2 separate regions of the Mus musculus genome follow, and region 1 is linked to region 2. The links are chromatin contacts, found by Hi-C or POLR2A ChIA-PET in ENCODE. All regions are on one chromosome and are shown on one strand. The core of a region is the stretch at or near the end of the contact, and the rest is flanking DNA. Distances in the headings are between cores, read along the strand shown. Region 1 holds the start of Exoc3l (exocyst complex component 3-like). Region 2 holds the start of Rrad (Ras-related associated with diabetes).

Evidence for each region. Hi-C counts contacts between places; a loop is a spot of excess contacts on that map. ChIA-PET counts read pairs that join two places held with the same protein, here RNA polymerase II (POLR2A).
Region 1: a loop to region 2 is called in a map of Patski, with 2.7 times the contacts of the local background. The contact joins the promoter of Exoc3l here to the promoter of Rrad in region 2. A Hi-C loop is called at or near these places in 3 of 37 maps with a recorded cell type or tissue (Patski and left cerebral cortex). POLR2A ChIA-PET finds 5 or more read pairs at or near these places in 2 of 5 experiments (Patski and embryonic stem cell).

Annotation. Positions count from the first base shown.
Region 1 is chr8:105,294,220-105,298,380 of GRCm38, reverse strand. It overlaps Exoc3l (exocyst complex component 3-like), which reads left to right and starts at 2,268. Exons shown (of 14, transcript NM_177788.5): 1 at 2,268-2,475; 2 at 2,675-2,755; 3 at 2,946-3,121; 4 at 3,197-3,416. The coding sequence starts at 2,722. E2f4 (E2F transcription factor 4) reads right to left here and starts at 718. Exons shown (of 10, transcript NM_148952.1): 1 at 506-718; 2 at 1-100. The coding sequence starts at 640.
Region 2 is chr8:104,628,462-104,632,766 of GRCm38, reverse strand. Rrad (Ras-related associated with diabetes) reads left to right here and starts at 1,478. Exons shown (of 5, transcript NM_019662.3): 1 at 1,478-1,644; 2 at 1,787-2,220; 3 at 2,868-2,941; 4 at 3,042-3,246; 5 at 4,039-4,305. The coding sequence starts at 1,854. It overlaps Gm51588 (a long non-coding RNA gene), which reads right to left. Exons shown (of 2, transcript XR_003947593.1): 2 at 2,578-3,422. Gm33023 (a long non-coding RNA gene) reads right to left here and starts at 1,365. Exons shown (of 3, transcript XR_879143.3): 1 at 1,272-1,365.

The sequences.
Region 1 (4,161 bases), core at 1,019-3,518, 660 kb before region 2:
TGCTGTTCTTGGATTTCTTCTCGATCAGACCGATGCCTTCCAGCACGTTGGTGATGTCGTAGATCCGCCGTTTCTGGCGCACAGCAAGAGTGTCGGCTGCCTGGCAGGTAGAACAGAATGGAGAATGGAGCCCCACTCTTAAAAAGTGTGCACCCTGAGATGTTTAGTCTGGAATGGGAGGTAGTCTTATGTCCCAACCCTGGCGTTCCTTCCAATCACTCCGCGAGTGTGTCGGGAAGAGTCTTGGCTTAGCTGTGTTCTGATGCTCGGCTCCCTGTCCTAGTCGCCAAGGGCCACGAGGGCCTGCACCTGCAGCCGGGACCCAGACAGAGCTGAGGCTTAATGGCTTCGGTGAATGGAAACAACCTCCCGCCTCTCTCATCAGGGTGAGAAAGCACACGGATGGCGGCCGGAGGACTCAGTGGGGCCGCCCCGCTGGCTTCCCGCTCCCGGTCCAGGCCTGGTGCCCCCATCTCCCCAGTCGCCCCCTCGGCCCGGAGCGCACCAGCTTGAGGTCAAGCACGCCGTCCTTGGCTTCCTGCAAGAGCGACACGAACTTGGTGGTGAGAAGTCCCAGACTCTTCTCGTGCCGGCTTGGAGTCCCCGGGGGCGGCGGCGCCTGTGGCCCGGCCTCCGCCATCGCGCCCGCCCGCCGCCTCCCCTCAGCCAGGCCAGGCGAGGCCGGCGGCGGCGCCACTTCCGCTTCCGTTCCTAGTCGCCGGGCCACCGGAGCTATCAAGGCTGCTTCCGCTTCCGTCTCGCGCCTTCCCAGGGTATCTGGTGCAACTCCCGTCTGCTGATCCGGACGCAAAACTCCGGGGGACCGTCGGCAAATGTATCATTAGCAAAGGAAACCAAAACAACTCCTTAGGGCAGCTAGGAAACCTGAAAAAATTGTATGGTAGGAAATGGAAGAAGTTAGTGAGCAGTACCGGCAGTTGAGAAGCGAGAACCACCCGACTCTTCCTTGCTAAGCTGCTTCTAGACTACTAACTGCCTGAACATTCCATCCAGGGAAGGGAAGCCATAAGCCACAAGCTTAGCCTATTTGCTTAAAACTTATTCTAAAGGCTTCCCTGATGTTCAGAGATAATTCCTGCTGTTCCTGTTACTTCCTGCCAAAACAGCAAGCACTAACAATAAATAGCTTGCATACTTCTATCTCTTATTTCGTTCCAGCATCATTTTTCGCTGGCCTCCATGCTACATACAGTTCACAGTGGCCAGGAGTCTTATTTCCAACCACTACTTAGTCCATGCAAAGGTGTTTGCCTGCGTGTGAATATAAGCAAAGCCTTTAAGGCATTTTCTGACACATGGGAAGAACTGTGTGTTTGCAAGTCTCATTTATTTTTGCAGTTTTTAAAGGTTTATATTATTATTATCATCATCATCATTATTATTATTGTGTGTGTATGTGTTTATGTTTGTCCACATGTGTGCAGGTGCTCAAGGAGGTTTAGAAGAGGGTGTCAGATCTCTGGGAGCTAGAGTTAACAGGCAGTTATTATTAGCTGCCGTGTAGGTGCTGGGAACTGAAGCCCTGTCCTCTGCAAGAGGAGCAAGTGCTCTGAGCCTCTGAGCCATCTTACCAGCTTGCAAGTCTTATTTATTTTTAACAGTGTTATCACTTATGGTTATGTCTTTATGACGGTCAGTCCCTCTAGGACACAAATTGCCTTCCCCAAATTGATTGATGATTCACACTTGTGAGAAAGCAGACTTCGGAAGCTCTAGTTATAATGGAGCCTGAAGTTGGGGTAGTCTTCCTGAGGTCTTAGCTGTCAACCCTTCTGACAGTAGGAAGTGAGGGTCTATTATGATGGGTGGATTTGGGTGGTGCTCCATTATATCTAGTGTCCTCCCTAGCTCCCCATCACTTACAGGAACAATGTAGCTTTTTGGATCCCTAACTGCCATCTCTCACTATTCTTTTGCCTCACCACATGTGATCTTTCCCCTACCAAGGCATATACCATCTGTGGTTCTCAGACTCGACTGCGGTTTGCTGAGGCTCTACCACATAGGGGGTCATCCTTCAAACCAGCTTGAGGCCAAATCAGCTTTAAATATGCATATGTGTTTCCGGAGTATTTAGAAGTCTAAGGTGGGCTGATCAAGACTTGGTGCTCACCGGGGGAGTCCACAGCTGCCCCCACCCAACAGGAAATGGCGCCCAGCGCTCCCCACCTCAATGCAGATGCTTTTCCTGTTGGGAATAAAGTGCCAGAGACTCAACTTCCTTCCTTTCTGCTTTGAAGGAGGGGCCTTGGGGGAGAAGTAGGGGTTTCTGGGCCGTGAAGTGGGAGAGAGGCTTCCTTGGGGAGAGGAATTTGGCTGCTGGTGCCAAAGGAGCTGGAGTCCCTCCGGTCCCGTGAGCAGTGAGGGTGTGCCCAGCTCTGCAGGAGCGAGAAGGCTACTCTCAAGGCCAAGGCCACTTGCAGAGGAGGGAGAACTGGACACCGGTCAGATCTGGTAAGTTCTGTACCAAACTATCCTGGGCGTTACAGAGCAGGAAAGGGGACTTACAGTTTTGCCTATTTGCATAGTCCAAGCCAGAGGACTGAGGCCTCCCAGGTATCCCCTTCTTACTTCCTGAAGGGGGTAGGCAAGGACCCTGCTCCTCTTTCTCAGCGGAGCCCAAGGAACATCCGCTCTGCCTGATCTCCTCCAGGCACTCGCTCCCACTCCTACCACATCGGCAGCAGCTCTAGGCAAACTATGGACAGCAAGATACAGCCCACACTTCGTCCTGGTATGAGCCTCGTTGGCTGGGCTTGGGGAAGGATGATGTCAAGACAAATGGGAATTAGTGGGGTTGGGTTTTCCCGTCAGGTCTAGCTAGAGCTCTATAGGATTGCCAAGAGTGGGGCTGTCCCGAGGAAACAGAAGAGCAGCAGGTGCGTTAGCCACAGGCCCTCCCTGACTGACACAACCAACCCCAGGATCTTCCTGCCCAAGGCCTGAGTGGCCAGAGCAGGAGAGGGCCGAACAGCTGGCTCGGGGTGCAGCACTCAAGTGGGCTTCAGGCATCTTCTACCGGCCAGAGCAGCTGACCAGGCTGGGCCAGTACCGAAGCCGTGAAATACAGCGTAACTATTCCCTGGAAGCAAGAATTAAGGTGGGTGAGGAGCAGGAGTGTTAGACTGGGCTGGAGGGCTGGCCAGGCCTTAGGAGCGGCTACCTCTCTCCACAGTCAGTGGTGCAGTCCTACCTGGAAGGTGTGCAGACTGGTGTGTGGCAGCTGACCCGAGCCCTCGAGGCTGTGCAGGGAACTCGTGAAGCTTTGAGCCAGGCCCATCACTTACTAAAGGGTTTGTCTCGGACCTCACAAACCCTGGAACCCCTGAGGGAATGTGTTGTCCAGCACAAACAACTTCAGATCCTGACTCGGTTGTTGCCAAGGCTACAAGCAGGTGAGTGGGGGCGGGGAAAGCGGAGGTGGAGAGCCCTGGACTTTAGCTTCTAAGAATCCACAAATCCCATTCTGATCAGCAGCTGGGGCACTAGGAAAGGGATTACATGGAGAGAGACACCAGGGACATCCCAGAGAATAATCCCAGCTTCAAAGAGTGTGAGAAATAGGCGCAGTCGCCTCATCCTGGGCTTCTCAGGCTTGGGATGTTAAAGTCAGCACGGGAATTCCATGAAGTGGCTATAGCCACAGTAGTTTACTTACTGAAAGAACGTTGGCTGTAGCTCTGGTAGAGCATGTGTTTAGTATGTGCAAGGCCCTAAATTCAATCTCAGGCATCACCCCAAATAACACATATATACAAAGTACAATACATACCTGCATCCATACATATATACATCAATGTACACACACATACATAACAATACATATGTAGTTATGTTTGTAAGTATTTCATAACAAGATTGGCAAATAGCAACCAGCATGGCCTTCCATTTATTTTGTCTGCCTGTAACATTTTTTTAAGATTTATTTATTTTTTATTTATACGAGCACACTGCAGCTGTCTTCAGATACACTAGAAAAGTGCATCGGATCCCATTACAGATGGCTGTGAGCCATCATGTGGTTGCTAGGGATTGAACTCAGGACCTCTGGCAGAACAGTCAGTGCTCTTAACGACGGGGCCATCTCTCCAGCCCTGTAACATTGTTTTTAAAGATTACTGTAAGTGAGTGTTTGAGTGC
Region 2 (4,305 bases), core at 229-2,728:
CTGCTACAGCCCACTAAGGTCCATCTATGTATGATGTCACCTGAGCCCCAAATGGGTGCCCTTCCACCCCCGCCACAGTCATTGCAAACGTCTAAGAGCAAGTCCCTGTCCCGAAATACGTCACAGCCAGTACACAGGCATAGACACACACACACACACACACACACACACACACACACACAGTCGTCACCCTAGAGACTAGCAAGGAAGGAACAGTTCACGATATCCAATTCAGGACTGGGTACCTGAATGCTGGGAGAGAGGCAGACAGGGGACTAGACACCCAGTCCACCCAATCACCTCTCCTTCCCTCAGATACTATCCCTGTTTTCAAACCAGTGTCTGAGAAAGGGGAGCTCTGAAGCAGTGGTGGTACTGGGTATATTTTTGCCATTTATAAAAGAGTCTGGCACACGGGGATGGATCAAAAGTGAGTCTTAAACAGAGCAGAGGCCCTGCGACCAGTTCCTGAAAGCTACCCCTCCCCCATACCCTACATTTATGCCCCTCCTCGGTGAGATGTTTACAAGCAAAAGGCCCAGTGTGGGGCTCAGGAGCAGGAAGAACTTGAAGACTATAAAGGGGTTGGCTCTTTCTGGAGTCCCCCACTGTTAGGCCGGATCTCCCCAACTCTGGGCAACCTCATGCCCAAAAACAAAGTGGCTAGGGCCAGGGTTAGATATTTTTAGCAGTTACTGGCAGCTGTTCCGCATGCTTAGAGTTAGAGTTGGGATTTGAGTTTGTGTGTTCCTTTTTCTGGCCCTGTAGTTTCTCTCCAGCAGACAAGCACCCAGCAGGCTCTATCACCCCCTGAACCTCCTAAGGGACCCCAAGAATTCATGGATGACACCAACCTTCAACCTGAAGGGCAGTCCCGTTGGGAGACTCTTTAGGTCCCAGGACAAAGACAGGAATAGAAAGGACTTAGTGTTGAAGCTAGAAATACCAGTTTAGGACCCTCTAAATTCTGGTTAGGTCCATACCTGGAGGAACGGGCTTCATAGGTTCTGAGCGTGTCCATAATACGTCTACTGACTTGGGTAATAGGCCAGGAGTGAGCAGAAGGGAAAATTCATCTTTAAAGATGGAGTGGTAGTTCACTCCACTTTACCCACTACTGGCAGCCTCTGTATCAATGCACACACACACACACACACACACACACACACACACACACACTGGTGCACCCTCCTCAACGCACACTCCCCATCCCTCCCCTCCAACACCCCTCTAAACTACCCCCCATCCCGCGCGAGCCTCCTTCCAGCTACCTGCCCCGCCCCTGGCGGGTTTGCGGTCCTAGAAGGGAGGTGGGGGATTCCCGAGGGCGAGTGGATGCGTCAGCCTTTGCAGCAGCCCGGGAGGACAGGGGCGGGGGCGGGGGCGGGGGCGGGGGCGGGGGCGGGAGCGGGGGTAGGGGTAAGGGCGGAAGTCTGACTGGTAGAGGTTTAAATAGGAGGCCCTAGAACAGCGACCCAGCGCCAGCTGAGGGGCTGAGAAAGCAGCAGAGGAGAAAAAGACTGCAGTCGTGACAGCGACAAGGGTCTGAGTCTGAACAGGGGTCTACGAGTGGGTTCTATCAGATCCCCCAGTGGTCTGTGTCGCAGCGCTGATCAAGTCCTGATAACATCTGTGTGAGAGTTGGTGAGTGTCCTGACTAAGCGGGGTGGACAACACCATCTGGGGCTGAATGTGGATGCAGGTCCAGCTGGGTTACTGGTTAAGACGTAGAGACCTCCTGGTTGGCAGTAGGTTCCTTCATCCTGAGCATCTTTCTTGACTCCAGAGTCCTACCTGCTCCCGCGATAGAGCTGCCATCCCAATTCTTCGTTCCCCAGACGGCGTCCAACACGATGACCCTGAATGGTGGCAGCGGAGCAAGCGGGAGCCGTGGTGCGGGCCGGGAGCGCGACCGCCGTCGAGGCAGCACCCCATGGGGCCCGGCACCCCCACTGCACCGCAGGAGCATGCCGGTGGACGAGCGAGACCTTCAGGCGGCGCTAGCCCCGGGCTCCCTGGCAACGACTGCCGCTGGAACTCGGACACAGGGCCAGAGGCTGGACTGGCCCGAAGGCTCCTCCGACTCGCTCAGTTCTGGAGGCAGTGGGTCAGAGGAGGGCGTTTACAAGGTGCTGCTGCTCGGGGCGCCTGGTGTGGGCAAAAGCGCTCTGGCGCGCATCTTTGGTGGTATAGAAGACGGACCTGAAGCAGAAGCAGCAGGTGAGAGAGCTGAGCTGTTTAGATAAAGACAGTTGGGGGGCGGTGGAGCTGGACTAAAAGTGGCAAATACTATGAAATTTCAAGGCGTTTTCGAAATTATGTTATTTCCGCGTCCAAGATGGAGAAACTGAAGGAGACTTACTCCCTACTCACTCCACCCCCTCCACCTCTCTCCTACCCACGTACCAGTCGTTGATAGGAAAAAAGTGTCCAGAATAGAAGAGTAGAGTGCTAGATATGATTTTTTTCCTGTGGCTCGTAGCAGCACTTTCCTGCCTACCGGGGCTGGCAGGAACAAATTCTGAGGACATTTCTGGGAGAGGAAAGTTAGGTGGCCAAAGTCTCCAGGGTTTGTGACAGCCACTATACTAACTTCACCCAATATGACCACACCCACCCTTGACCCAGGCAGCAGGATCCCTAGACACCCAGTACTTCTCTAGTTTGGGGACAAAGAGATGGAGGTCGTGTCCTCCAGTCCCTGACTCCCGGGCTTGTCATATTGTTTGGGCATAGCAACCATCTGCTAACAGAGGAGAATTATCAGAGGACTGGGAGAAGCAGCAGGAGGCGTGGTCAGGAGAAGAAGGCAGACACTGGGAACGTTGACAGCCGACTGATAACTGGCTTCTTGGCTTCCTTTCTAGGGCACACATATGACCGTTCTATCACTGTGGATGGAGAAGAAGCGTCACTATTGGTCTATGACATTTGGGAACAGGTAGGACGCAGGCCGGGTCACAGGACACAAGAGGAAGCAAAGCTGGAGAAGGGTCTTGCTGGTAATTACAGGGTTGTGTGTGTGTTTGTGTCCCCTCCAGGATGGGGGCTGCTGGCTGCCTGGCCACTGCATGGCCATGGGGGATGCATACGTCATCGTGTACTCCATCACGGACAAGGGCAGCTTTGAGAAAGCCTCAGAACTCCGGGTCCAGCTGCGGCGGGCCCGGCAGACAGACGACGTGCCCATCATTCTCGTGGGCAACAAGAGTGACCTGGTGCGCTCTCGTGAGGTCTCTGTGGATGGTAAGCAGGCATCGGGTCAGGAAAGGGAGGGAGATCCTGGCTGGGCTGTGGGCCAGTTGGTCTTGGCTCAGCTTGAGTCCCTGGGGATCATCAGTGGCTAAAAATGTTCAGGAAGAAAACTTGGTGTTGGAGGGTGGGGGAGGTGTTGCTGGTCCATCAGGCCCCCAAAGGCCTACCTAAAACAAAGGAGAAGAATGAACCAGATCTGCTAGGGGAAATGAGACACACAAGCACCTCCTCAGCTGCTCGCTGGGTCCATGCCTGCCTGACAGGAGATATGAGTGAGGCTTAAGAGATGGAGGAACATGGAGAGAATCAGGAAGTCAGAATCCGATCCCAGGCCCTACCAGTCTCAGAGTAAACCTGCTCCTTCCTCATCGGGCTTTGGTTTAGCATCAACTTCTGTGGCATGCAGTACTTCAAACTCAGTGATCTTGCCAGACCCCCAGTCCACTGGGCTGTTTGTTATAGTAGCAAGTCATAAACTACCTAGTTGTCAAACAGTTTTCATTTGCCTTGGTCCACTATTACAGGCTACATTTTAAATGCTGGGCTTTAAATACATGAATACCTTTTTGTGGGCCACCATAAACTTTGGGGTCATATTCTGCCTATCAAGTGACCCCAGCAATGTTTAGGGTTCTCAGTACAGGAACTAGGATCTCCATGTCTCTAGGAAGGACCTAGGGTTCCTTCTTCTGTTATCCTTGAGTTGTAGCTGCTGGATATGGCCAGGGTTTGAGTTTGCATTCTCCCATCCTTGACTGACACATGTCTGTCCCCACCACATAGAGGGCCGGGCCTGCGCAGTGGTCTTCGACTGCAAGTTCATCGAGACATCAGCAGCACTGCATCACAATGTCCAGGCACTATTCGAGGGGGTTGTGCGCCAGATACGCCTGCGCAGGGACAGCAAAGAAGATAACGCCCGGCGGCAAGCTGGCACTCGGCGACGGGAGAGCCTTGGCAAGAAGGCCAAACGCTTTCTGGGCCGCATCGTGGCTCGCAACAGCCGCAAGATGGCCTTCCGCGCCAAGTCCAAGTCCTGCCATGACCTCT